Regions from separate parts of the Mus musculus genome. Here region 2 is linked to region 1. A link is a loop called in an ENCODE intact Hi-C map of the cell type or tissue named here. Cell type or tissue: heart. All regions are shown on one strand. Links, peaks and the distances in the headings refer to the core of each region. The heading gives the core; the rest is flanking DNA. Region 1 has its middle 20 kb from the start of Olfr299. Region 2 holds the start of Olfr304 (olfactory receptor 304).

Region 1 (5,397 bases), core at 312-5,311:
TAATGATAATCTGTTATGCTTGCAGACAGGAATCTAGCATGACTGTCCTCTGAGAGGCTGTAACTAGCAGCTGACCCAGTCAAATGCAGACACTCACAAATAGTGGATGGAGCTTGGGAACTCTTATGGAAGAACAGAAGGAAGGGTTGCAGTCCCCAGGGGAAAGGAACTTCACAGGAAAACCAACAGAGTCAACTATCCAGCACCCTTTGCACTCTCAGAGTCTGAACTAACAACTAAAAAGTATACACAGAGTAGACCTAGACCCCCTGCAAATATATAGCAGACATGCATCTTGATGTTCTTGTGGGTCCAGAACAAGTAGAGCAGGAGCTATCTGGAAAGCTGTTTTATCAGTCTGTGGGATATGTTCTTAAAACTGACCTGCTTTGCCTGGGCTCAGTGGGAGAGGAAGCATCTAGCTCTGAAGAGACTTGGTGTGCCAGCATGGAGCATATATATGTGGGGGAGGGGGGCGACACTCAGAGGAGAAGGGGGATATGGGGGAAGTATTGTGAGAAAGGGTATCTGGGAGGGAGCCAGTGAGCAGAATGTAAAGTGAATAAGTAAAATTGAAAGAAAAAAATGAAATGAAAGTTAAAAAAAATTGACAATAGTACATAGTACACTGGCTATAAATGTGATGTCATTATCACAGAGAATTATGTCTCAGCCGGGAGTATAATGTAAATATTATCACTTACTACAAATATGACTGAAAGTAATTAATTTTTCACTTTTCCTCTCAAACCAATTTTGTTGTCTGAGGAATCTAATATCAAAATTATGGAGTTCATTTTAGTAACTACAAGAACTGAAATTACCTTTATAAATACTGAGTACATTTGATACTAGCTGTCGTTACTGTTAGTTTTATAGCTCTGAACCACTTTGAATCAGCCATTAAACATAAAAAATTGTGAGTTTTAATATGCCTAGAGATTATTGCATTTTAATTACAGGTAACAAGTCTCCTCTTCTAGCCATACACAAGAATATGCAATTTGAGTTCAGTGCCTTTATTCTCTCATATATTGCTTTTGCAAACCATAGACAGAAATCTTATTTTTTGTCAACAGTCATATCATCTATGCTGCAAGCAGCCACAACTATTATATAGGCGAGTTATTCCCAGGGAAATATCTCTTTCTTTGTGATACTAAGAAACGCAGATCCTTCTAAGGCTTAGAGCAAAGTGAAGAGACAGACTTCTATTGCAATTGTCACAGTGTGAGCTGAGCAGCGGCTCTGATAAAAGTAGCCTAAGGGTACTTTAGAGAATCCAAATGTAGTTGGTAAGATATTATTGGGAGTATTTACTTATCTATCTATCTATCTATCTATCTATCTATCTATCTATCTATCTACCTATCTATCTTTCTATCATCTACAGAGAGTGAGAAAGAGAGAGAAACAAAATAAATGTATTTTTATAATTATGTGTAATATTTATACGTATCATTTTAGACAGAAAGGTGGATAATTTTAATTTTATAACTGCATAATATATTCCTGAAATTTCAAGTTCATTTAAGCAATGAAATGAAGATGAATGGCAATGGTGAATAGTCCCATATAGTGACCCATTTACTGATATTATAAGATAATTATCAGAAACCTAATATAGCATTTCCAGGTCTATCTCTGTCATTTTAATATAAACAAGTGTAACTTTATTATGGAACATACCTGTGACAGTACACAAGACTGCTCTATCCAGAGGCCTAAAAGCTGCCCTGACCACCAAAGGCTTGGACCACTTCTGGTACATTATCTGGTGAGTTATGACATATTCACCCTTCTAATAAACCTCACCACTCTGCATTACCAAGCATAAGTTATTTATTCTTAAGAAAAATTAGATTTTTTATGAAATGTGCAAAACATACATGATCAACTAATAATTTATTAACATTTGTTATCTTAGAATTGTATCAAAAAAGGAACCTATGCACTTCTGAAGAATTGTGTTTTTTCTGTCAAATATAATCATTCTCTTAAATTTTTTCTATCATTTCTTTTCTTGTCAAAATACAACACACCTGAATGTATTCATTACATGTCTTAAATACATCTCTGTCATCTATCTATCATTCTACCTATCTATATATATGGATATATATCCATTAACATCATAATTTTGTATTTTGCAGTGCTTAATTTTCCTATTTGTTTTTGATTTATACTGTAGTTCATACGATTTCTTTGTGACACCACACTTAATTGAGTAAATGTTTCATTTATTCAGAATTGAAAAAAGAAAGAAATCACAGTGAGTTGAACAAGGAGAGACAAAAGAAAGTATTAGTATTTTGAATTATTATCATCTCCTTAAGTAAAAAGAAATCAGATTGCCCACATCTTCCTACCTATCCAACTTCATACATGCTCTTTCTCACTAAATAAAAATGAGTTTTAAAACCAAGAATTAAAACAAACAAAAAGATGAATAAGATAAAAATGTCAAATTTTGTTAGCATGCAAAGGACCTGCACAGGTTCAAGGCAAAGAAATCCCAGAACTGAAAAGGGGAAATAGATTAAAAAGTCCCAACTCTAACCAAGGAGCTATGTGCTATTGATACCTCCTGAGACAGGGAAAGGAACACGCTCCAGTAGAATATCACAGAATATATCAACCACACTCCAGAGAAGTTCCCAGGTCCAGGAGAAGTTGACCAACATAGACTCCAAGATTTTTTTGTTTGTTTGTTTTGATTTTTTTTTATTATCCTCCTCATTTAAGGCATCTCTAGGAGGCAGGGGCATATTACTAAGTACTTATTAAAACAAAACAAAACAAAACTGGAACTCTCTTACTAGTGTTAAGTATTAACAGCATACCGGAAAGCTTTAGAAACAATAGAAAAGCAAATCACACACAAAATGAGTAGATGCCAAAAAAAAAAAAAAATCAACTTGGTATTGAAATAAATAAAGTAAAAACAAAAAAAATGACAAAAAATATCAATGCTTAGCTATGGTCTTATTGCTTTGAAGAGGCACCATAACAATTTAATTGGCTGGATTACAATTCAGAGCATAAGTACATTATCCTTATGGTGAGAAGCATGATGTCACATAGACAGACATGGCTCTTGAGAGGTAGGTGAGGGTAGTACAACTGGATCCACAGGCAGCAGAAAGTGACAGTGACAAAATGCCCAGGATTGAGCTTCTTACACCTCAAAGCCCATATGATAGCTTGCAACTCCTCCAGTAAAGGAACTCATACTCCAAAAATGAATAGTGCCCGAATGAAGGCTATAGGCTCCATTTTCTTCTAACTACCACAGCATATGAATCTTATTTTTATTGTTGTTATTGTTTTTGGTGTGTGTGTGTGTGTGTGTGTGTGTGTGTGTGCCTTTTCCTGGGGTCTTTTTCATTTGTTTGTTTTATGCTATTCTGATGTGCTAGTTTTTGTTATATCTCCTTATAATTCATTTGATTTCATTTTATTTACCATTAGAAGTCTGTTTGTTTTAGATTGAGGGATAAAAATGGGATGGATCTGAATGAAAGGACAAATGAAGGAGGACAAGGAGAAGTAGAGAGTGGGGCAACTATAATCAGGAAATATGTGAAAAATTCTAATCAATAAAGGGAAGAAATGTTGTGATATATGTGTTTGTGTGTGTACACTTATGTGCGTTTGTGTATTAGTATATAATTTTCTGTTATTTTATCAGTTCTTTTCATCTAAAGTACTATGAAAAATAGTTGTTCCTTTTATATTCAAATATTGGAAAAACTTGTGACATAACTTTCCTCACAGCCTCCTTTATCTGTTTGTTTCTGAGACTATAGATGATAGGGTTTAAGAATGGTGGAACCATGGTATAAAATACAGAAACAATCATTTCCTGAACTACTTCAAAGGTTATTACTGGAGGTCGTAGATACACATAGGCAGCAGAACTAACAAAGACAGACACCACAATAATGTGAGGGACACAGGTAGAAAAGGCTTTCCCTCTCTCTCTTTTGATGGGAATCTTCAATACAGTTGATAATATGCGAATATAAGATATGGCAATAAAGACAAAGCAACTACCACTGACTCCAATGTCAGTCGGAAGTATCAAGAGGTTGTTGTTGAAGGTGTCAGAGCAAGAAAGTCTCAGCAAAGCAGGAAGATCACAGAAGAACTGAGGGATCACATTAGAGTGGCAGAAGGACAGCTGGAAAGTTTTGAAAGTGTGCACACTTGCAATGACAAGTGAGCTAAGTAGGGAAGCCAGTGTCATCTGAACACAGAACTGGTGGTTCATGATCACAGGATAGAGGAGAGGTTTGAAATGGCCACATAACGATCCTGGGCCATGAAAAAGAAAGAGTCTCTACAAGTGCACAAAATAAGAACGAAAAGATCTGTGCTGCACACCCAGCCACAGAAATATTCCTGTGGTCAGTGAGAGAGTTAATACAGGCACTGGGGACAGTGATGGAAATGTAGCACATGTCTAAGATGGACAGATTCCTGAGGAAGAAGTACATGGGTGTTTTCAGGGTCTGGTCAACTGTAGTAACAATGATGATGGTAATGTTCCCTAACAGGCTACACAGATACACCAGCAGAAACAGCACACTGAGTAGTACCCTGAGCTCCCAAGTTTAGCAAAAACTTCCAGGAAGAACTCAGTCACTATGGAAGTGTTGGCCATTGTCTGAAAGTGCATGTTTTCTGAAAAAAAGAATAATTTAAAATAATTAATAGTTTACTAGCATTTATATTAAAATTCTTTTTTCTAAAATGTGGCTTTATGTATAACATATAAAACATGTTTCCTTGGCATGCATATTCCTTTTAAACATGCTTAACTTGTAATACACATAGCAGTGCCTGTTTGTCTAATTGTATGGTATGGTAATAATCACATATAATTAGTTTCCATAATCATAACTGTATCATAAGCCTATTATCATAGGAACTATTAAGTTGATCAATATGTGGTGTTTTCCTTCTCCAGATAAATTATATGTATCAATTGGGAATCCCAAAGAAATTTAACTTGTGAAAAGTATTTTTAAAACTATGGTTATACATTTATAATAAATATTTATTTGTGTATGATATACGGTCATGTTCTATGATTTTTTTCATATATACATACATATGTATATCTGTAATGAGTGATGAGGAAAAAAATAGAGTGACAGTGAGAGACATGGTCATAATGGGAATGGTTGGGAAAGAGAGAAACATGGACATGGAAGAATGTGGCATTGAAAAAAAAATCTTAGTAAATTTTTATAACACCTGAAAACTTCATAAGAAGTCATTTTCCTGAAAGTCAGGCACAGTTTAACCTAACATTAAAATGGTGGCACCATTTTCTTTTCATTGAGAAGCAACAACTTTTCTGAAAATCACCAATACCTTAGATATCTTAAT
Region 2 (5,397 bases), core at 67-5,066, 59 kb after region 1:
AGGGTACCAAATACATGATAGAAAGTGGCAATTGACAATCTTTTGAAAATACTAAAGGTACTTTGGTCTTCCGGCCTGAAGTAAATTATGAATGTAAGGTGGAGGCCCTTTGAATGGTAAATATGGCTATGCAAAATTTATCAGTGCTCTGACCCAAGATTAGGATAAAGGAAATAAAAGAGTGAAGGGAATGAGATTAGGGTTTTACTCTGCAGTTTATTGCCCACTAGACAATTGCAGCTACATATAAATAGAAATTGAATTAGGAAAAGCAGAATATAGGTATTTTATGATTTTCTTTTTTTTTTCCATTTTTTATTAGGTATTTAACTCATTTACATTTCCAATGCTATACCAAAAGTCCCCCATATCCACCCACCCCCACTCCCCTGCCCACCCACTCCCCCTTTTTGGCCCTGGTATTCCCCTGTACTGGGGCATATAAAGTTTGCAAGTCCAATGGGCCTCTCTTTCCAGTGATGACCGACTAGGCCATCTTTTGATATATATGCAGCTAGAGTCAAGAGCTCCGGGGTACTGGTTAGCTCATAATGTTGTTCCACCTATAGGGTTGCAGATCCCTTTAGCTCCTTGGCTACTTTCTCTAGCTCCTCCATTGGGAGCCCTATGATCCATCCATTAGCTGACTGTGAGCATCCACTTTTGTGTTTGCTGGGCCCCGGCATAGTCTCACAAGAGACAGCTACATCTGCGTCCTTTCAATAAAATCTTGCTAGTGTATGCAATGGTGTCAGCGTAGAGGAGAAAGTGGGGAAAAGCCTTGAAGATATGGGCACAGGGGAAAAATTCCTGAACAGAACAGCAATGGCTTGTGCTGTAAGATCGAGAATCGACAAATGGGACCTAATGAAACTCCAAAGTTTCTGCAAGGCAAAAGACACCGTCAATAAGACAAAAAGACCACCAACAGATTGGGAAAGGATCTTTACCTATCCTAAATCAGATAGGGGACTAATATCCAACATATATAAAGAACTCAAGAAGGTGGACTTCAGAAAATCAAATAACCCCATTAAAAAATGGGGCTCAGAACTGAACAAAGAATTCTCACCTGAGGAATACCGAATGGCAGAGAAGCACTTGAAAAAATGTTCAACATCCTTAATCATCAGGGAAATGCAAATCAAAACAACCCTGAGATTCCACCTCACACCAGTCAGAATGGCTAAGATCAAAAATTCAGGTGACAGCAGATGCTGGCGTGGATGTGGAGAAAGAGGAACACTCCTCCATTGTTGGTGGGAGTGCAGGCTTGTACAACCACTCTGGAAATCAGTCTGGCGGTTCCTCAGAAAACTGGACATAGTACTACCGGAGGATCCAGCAATACCTCTCCTGGGCATATATCCAGAAGATGCCCCAACTGGTAAGAAGGACACATGCTCCACTATGTTCATAGCAGCCTTATTTTATGATTTTCTAATAATTTGTAACAATACATAGCACAATAAATTGTCATAAATGATAAATTGGTACAACTAATGTATCAAAAAAAGTAACACCTTGCAGAAAGAAGTAAGGGCTTTAACAATGTAGAAGTACCTATGTAGTTTCCTGGGCTCATTCCCAGAGAGCATTTATGCACATCAGTGTAACTACTTAGAACTATATCAGTTTTTTTTTCTTTTTTTCAATTCTCCCACCTGACAGACCATGGGAAAAAACGAGAATGCCCAATGACACTAGAGTAACAGGGTTCATCCTTATGGGATTCTCAGCTGCTCCTGAACTACAGACTGTATGTGGGCTGTTCTTTCTGGTAATGTACCTAGCAGTCATAATGAGTAACCTGCTCATCATCACGGTCATCACTCTGGATCTGAAACTCCAAACACCCATGTACTTTTTCCTAAAGAATTTGTCCCTGTTGGATGTCTTCCTTGTGTCCATCCCAATCCCAAAGTTCATCATCAATAACCTAACTCACAACAATTACATTTCGATTCTGGGTTGTGCCTTTCAGATACTTTTAATGACTTCGTTCTCAGCAGGTGAGATATTTGTACTGACTGCAATGTCTTATGACCGCTATGTTGCCATTTGCTCTCCTCTGTGTTATGAGGCAATCATGAGTAGTGGTAACTGTGTGCTGATGGTGGGTGTTTCCTGGGCTACTGGAATTCTGTTTGGAGCTTTATACACAGCTGGCACATTTTCCATGCCTTTCTGTGGCTCCATGGTGATCCCACAGTTTTTCTGTGATGTTCCCTCGTTACTAAGGATTTCCTGCTCTGGATCACTCATGATCATTTATATAAGTCTTGGGATCGGTATGTGTCTATGCATGTCTTGCTTTTACTGTGTTATGATATCCTACTTTTACATTATCTCCACTGTGCTGAAGATTCCTACCACTAGAGGTCAGTCCAAAGCATTTGCCACCTGCATCCCCCACCTCACTGTTTTCAGTGTTTTTATTGCCACTGCTTGCTTTGTCTATCTGAAGCCTCCCTCAGATATACCGTCTATTACAGACAGACTGTTTTCTGTGCTGTATACTGTGCTGCCTCCAGCACTTAATCCTGTGATCTACAGCCTGAGGAACAGTGATGTCAAGTGTTCTCTGAGGAGGTTGCAGCAAAATCTCTGTCCCAGGGATTCATACTACTTAACAGTTCAGCGTTTCTGTCAGTGTTATAGTGCCTCACAAGTTACAAGCAAGTGTTTTTAATTTTTGAATTTCAAAAGACAACAGAATCTGCACTGCTATGATAAAGCTGTTCTCTTTGGGAACATATAACTTTCTAAAAGGATTGATCATTTTCTTTTTAGGTTAAGGTTCACTATCTGGATATTGATAACACATTTTCTCATGCATTTAGAAATAAATGCAAAACAAAATTAACAACAGCACAATTAAATATGAGAAGAGAACAATCTAGGTAAATTCATGTTAGGATTTCTATGCTACTCTTTTTAGTAATTAGAAAGAATAGGCAAGAAGCTACCACATACTTGGCCCAATCCTTAAAGCTATATCCAATGCTTAAGGCAAAACAAACCAGGAGGAAGTTCATATGATACAAATTATAAAAGATAAATAGTAGCCACACAGGTTGAGTGTATTATTAGAAATACTCTGGAGACCGACATGTGAATGAAGGCAGGTCATAAGTCTAAGGGATGAGTTGAAACAATCTTATAAATGTGAGAGAGTTTAAAGACAAGAACCCCTTCCCATATTATAAAATTTTTAAACTACTCCTGGGGAGAGGAGACTCTCTGACTATCATACCACCCTGGAAAGGGGTCCTCTGTTTGGTGAATCTATCTGGACTTTGTTCATTGAACAATAATCTATTGGCTACTGTGGGCTGTCACTAATACTGGGCATGGAAATTTTTGGTTGCTGTGAATGTCTTTGTGTCCTCTCTGCTCCTGTAAGGAAATAATCTTTTAAATATATTGGTTTATCAAGTTGGACTTAGGTGGAATTACCTTAGTCTTTCTTTGGTTCTTTATATGATGTGAATAGTACTGTTTCTCCACAGGAAAAATTTAAGATAACCATTAGTTATGCTTGTCCTTCATCCTGTCTGGAGAGCAAGAGAGTATTATCTTTTAATACGTTAGTGTGTATGTACTCCTTGGTGTATACAAAGAATATATGGAACCTACTGAAATTGCAGACTAAATCACTTTTCATTTAAAGATTTGTTTTGAGTTGAATTTACTATTAATTTCAAACAAATAAGATATTCTTTGCTATCTATGAATTCTTCTTCATGATAATTATTTGTATTTTATTTTTAATTAGTTTCCATTTATATAAAAATACAATGTTTCCATGAGCCTTTCATAAGACATAGTCACTGTCAATTATATTAACAATGTTTTACACTCACTTTGACTAATGCTTACTAGATCATAGTCATGGATTGAAGCAATGTGCATTTACTTTATATCCTATCTCATCCTAGACATACATATTGAGACAAATCATTTCTCTCTATCCTCAAGTCAGAAAACAGAACAGTTGTACTTACCACTCTGAGATACACTGTACTAAAACCACTGCCAATAGTAAATCCCCTGAGACATCTGCAGTTCCCTTAAACCTTCATCTAGCCAGCAGTATATTAATTTACACTAATGAAAATTAATGATAATAAACACAACTTATATAAAAATGATCCAACTCTGCTTGACACTACTTCAAAGTCTAGATGCACATAATTTTGACTTATTGAACACGAATATAAAAATCTCAAGAAATAAGTTACAACAAAGAAAAGAGAAAAGCTATAAATCCTAGATACTCCCATTAACATTAGCTGACCCATAAACAAAACCATGCCCCCTGGTCTAACATGGTCTCCACAAGGTATCGCTCTCTCTGCTGTTTGATGTTCAAGACACACCTGTTTTTATTTTATAAATAAACTTTTGTGTACTGGTCTTTTGTGTCTCTTTATCATTTAGCTCATTGGTAAGGACAAGAATATAGAATGAAAGTCATTTGACTTTCCTTGCCAACCTCCCCCAAAATATCTGTGATCTTGACTAAAAGACACTAATTTTCCTCATTTACTGAGAACACCCTGCACTAAATCATAAGAAAAATATTGATCCTAGATCTAGTTAAGATGATTTCTTCTTATTTTTATTTTTGTCCTACCACTTGTTACATACTATGGTCTTCTTTCTCAGCATTTAGTCTCAAATATTTACTGGAAGCACAAGTCAAAGGAACTAGAAACCACTTACCTTATTCATCTCCTAGTGATGAAAGACAATGTGATGGATAGGACATTCAAGAAACTTCAAGAATAGAACACAAAACAAATGAGATTGCAAAGCATTTTAATTCCCCTATACCACAATCTACATATAACAAAAGAGTATACCTGTAGAATATGTTCAATAAGTCAATAACTCATAAATAGTTATGTGGGTTTTAGGCTTATGAGTATTGTGCCTTTGACATTATTCCAGAAATAATAAAAGTTTCTAAAGTAAATTGAGATATTTAGACAAAGAAATCTAAGAGAAATGCCAAAATTTAGGAATTACACTGTATGTAATAAAAGACAAGAGGACAGTAAGCCAGAAAATGATACCAAGTAACAATGGGATATTGATGATAGGGACATGGTTGCTCTCAAAAGGCTCAAAGAATATAATACAAGCACAAAAGCTTTGGATCTGCCCCAGGAAACACTCCATGTTAGAAGGGAAAGTAAAGATGTATTTTAACATTTATTTTAAGTTTTTAAGAATTTTGTATGATATTACTGTATTTATATCCTTTCTTCCCAATTCCATTCCTTCCATGTCTTTTTCTCACTTCCTTTCAAATATTGATTATTGATTCCTTTCAAATTTGTTATTGTTATACATGCACACACATGTATATTCATGAGCACATGCATCATC

The links. Peaks named below come from ENCODE experiments on the same cell type or tissue, not always from the same donor. Only the 100,000 strongest peaks of a DNase experiment are listed, where the experiment ranks them.
Region 2: it touches region 1 in a loop (4-fold over the local background); 2 of 42 quality-filtered maps call a loop at or near these places.

Annotation. Positions count from the first base shown.
Region 1 is chr7:86,442,252-86,447,648 of GRCm38, reverse strand. It overlaps the pseudogene Olfr300-ps1. Among named protein-coding and RNA genes, the nearest start is that of Olfr299, 20 kb to the left of the region's middle. In heart, for the core only: no CTCF peak of the experiment used is centred there; no DNase peak of the experiment used is centred there.
Region 2 is chr7:86,382,952-86,388,348 of GRCm38, reverse strand. It overlaps Olfr304 (olfactory receptor 304), which reads left to right and starts at 1,691. Exons shown (of 1, transcript NM_001011828.1): 1 at 1,691-2,692. The coding sequence starts at 1,691. The coding sequence ends at 2,692. In heart, for the core only: a CTCF peak has its summit at 2,368 (motif pointing right); no DNase peak of the experiment used is centred there.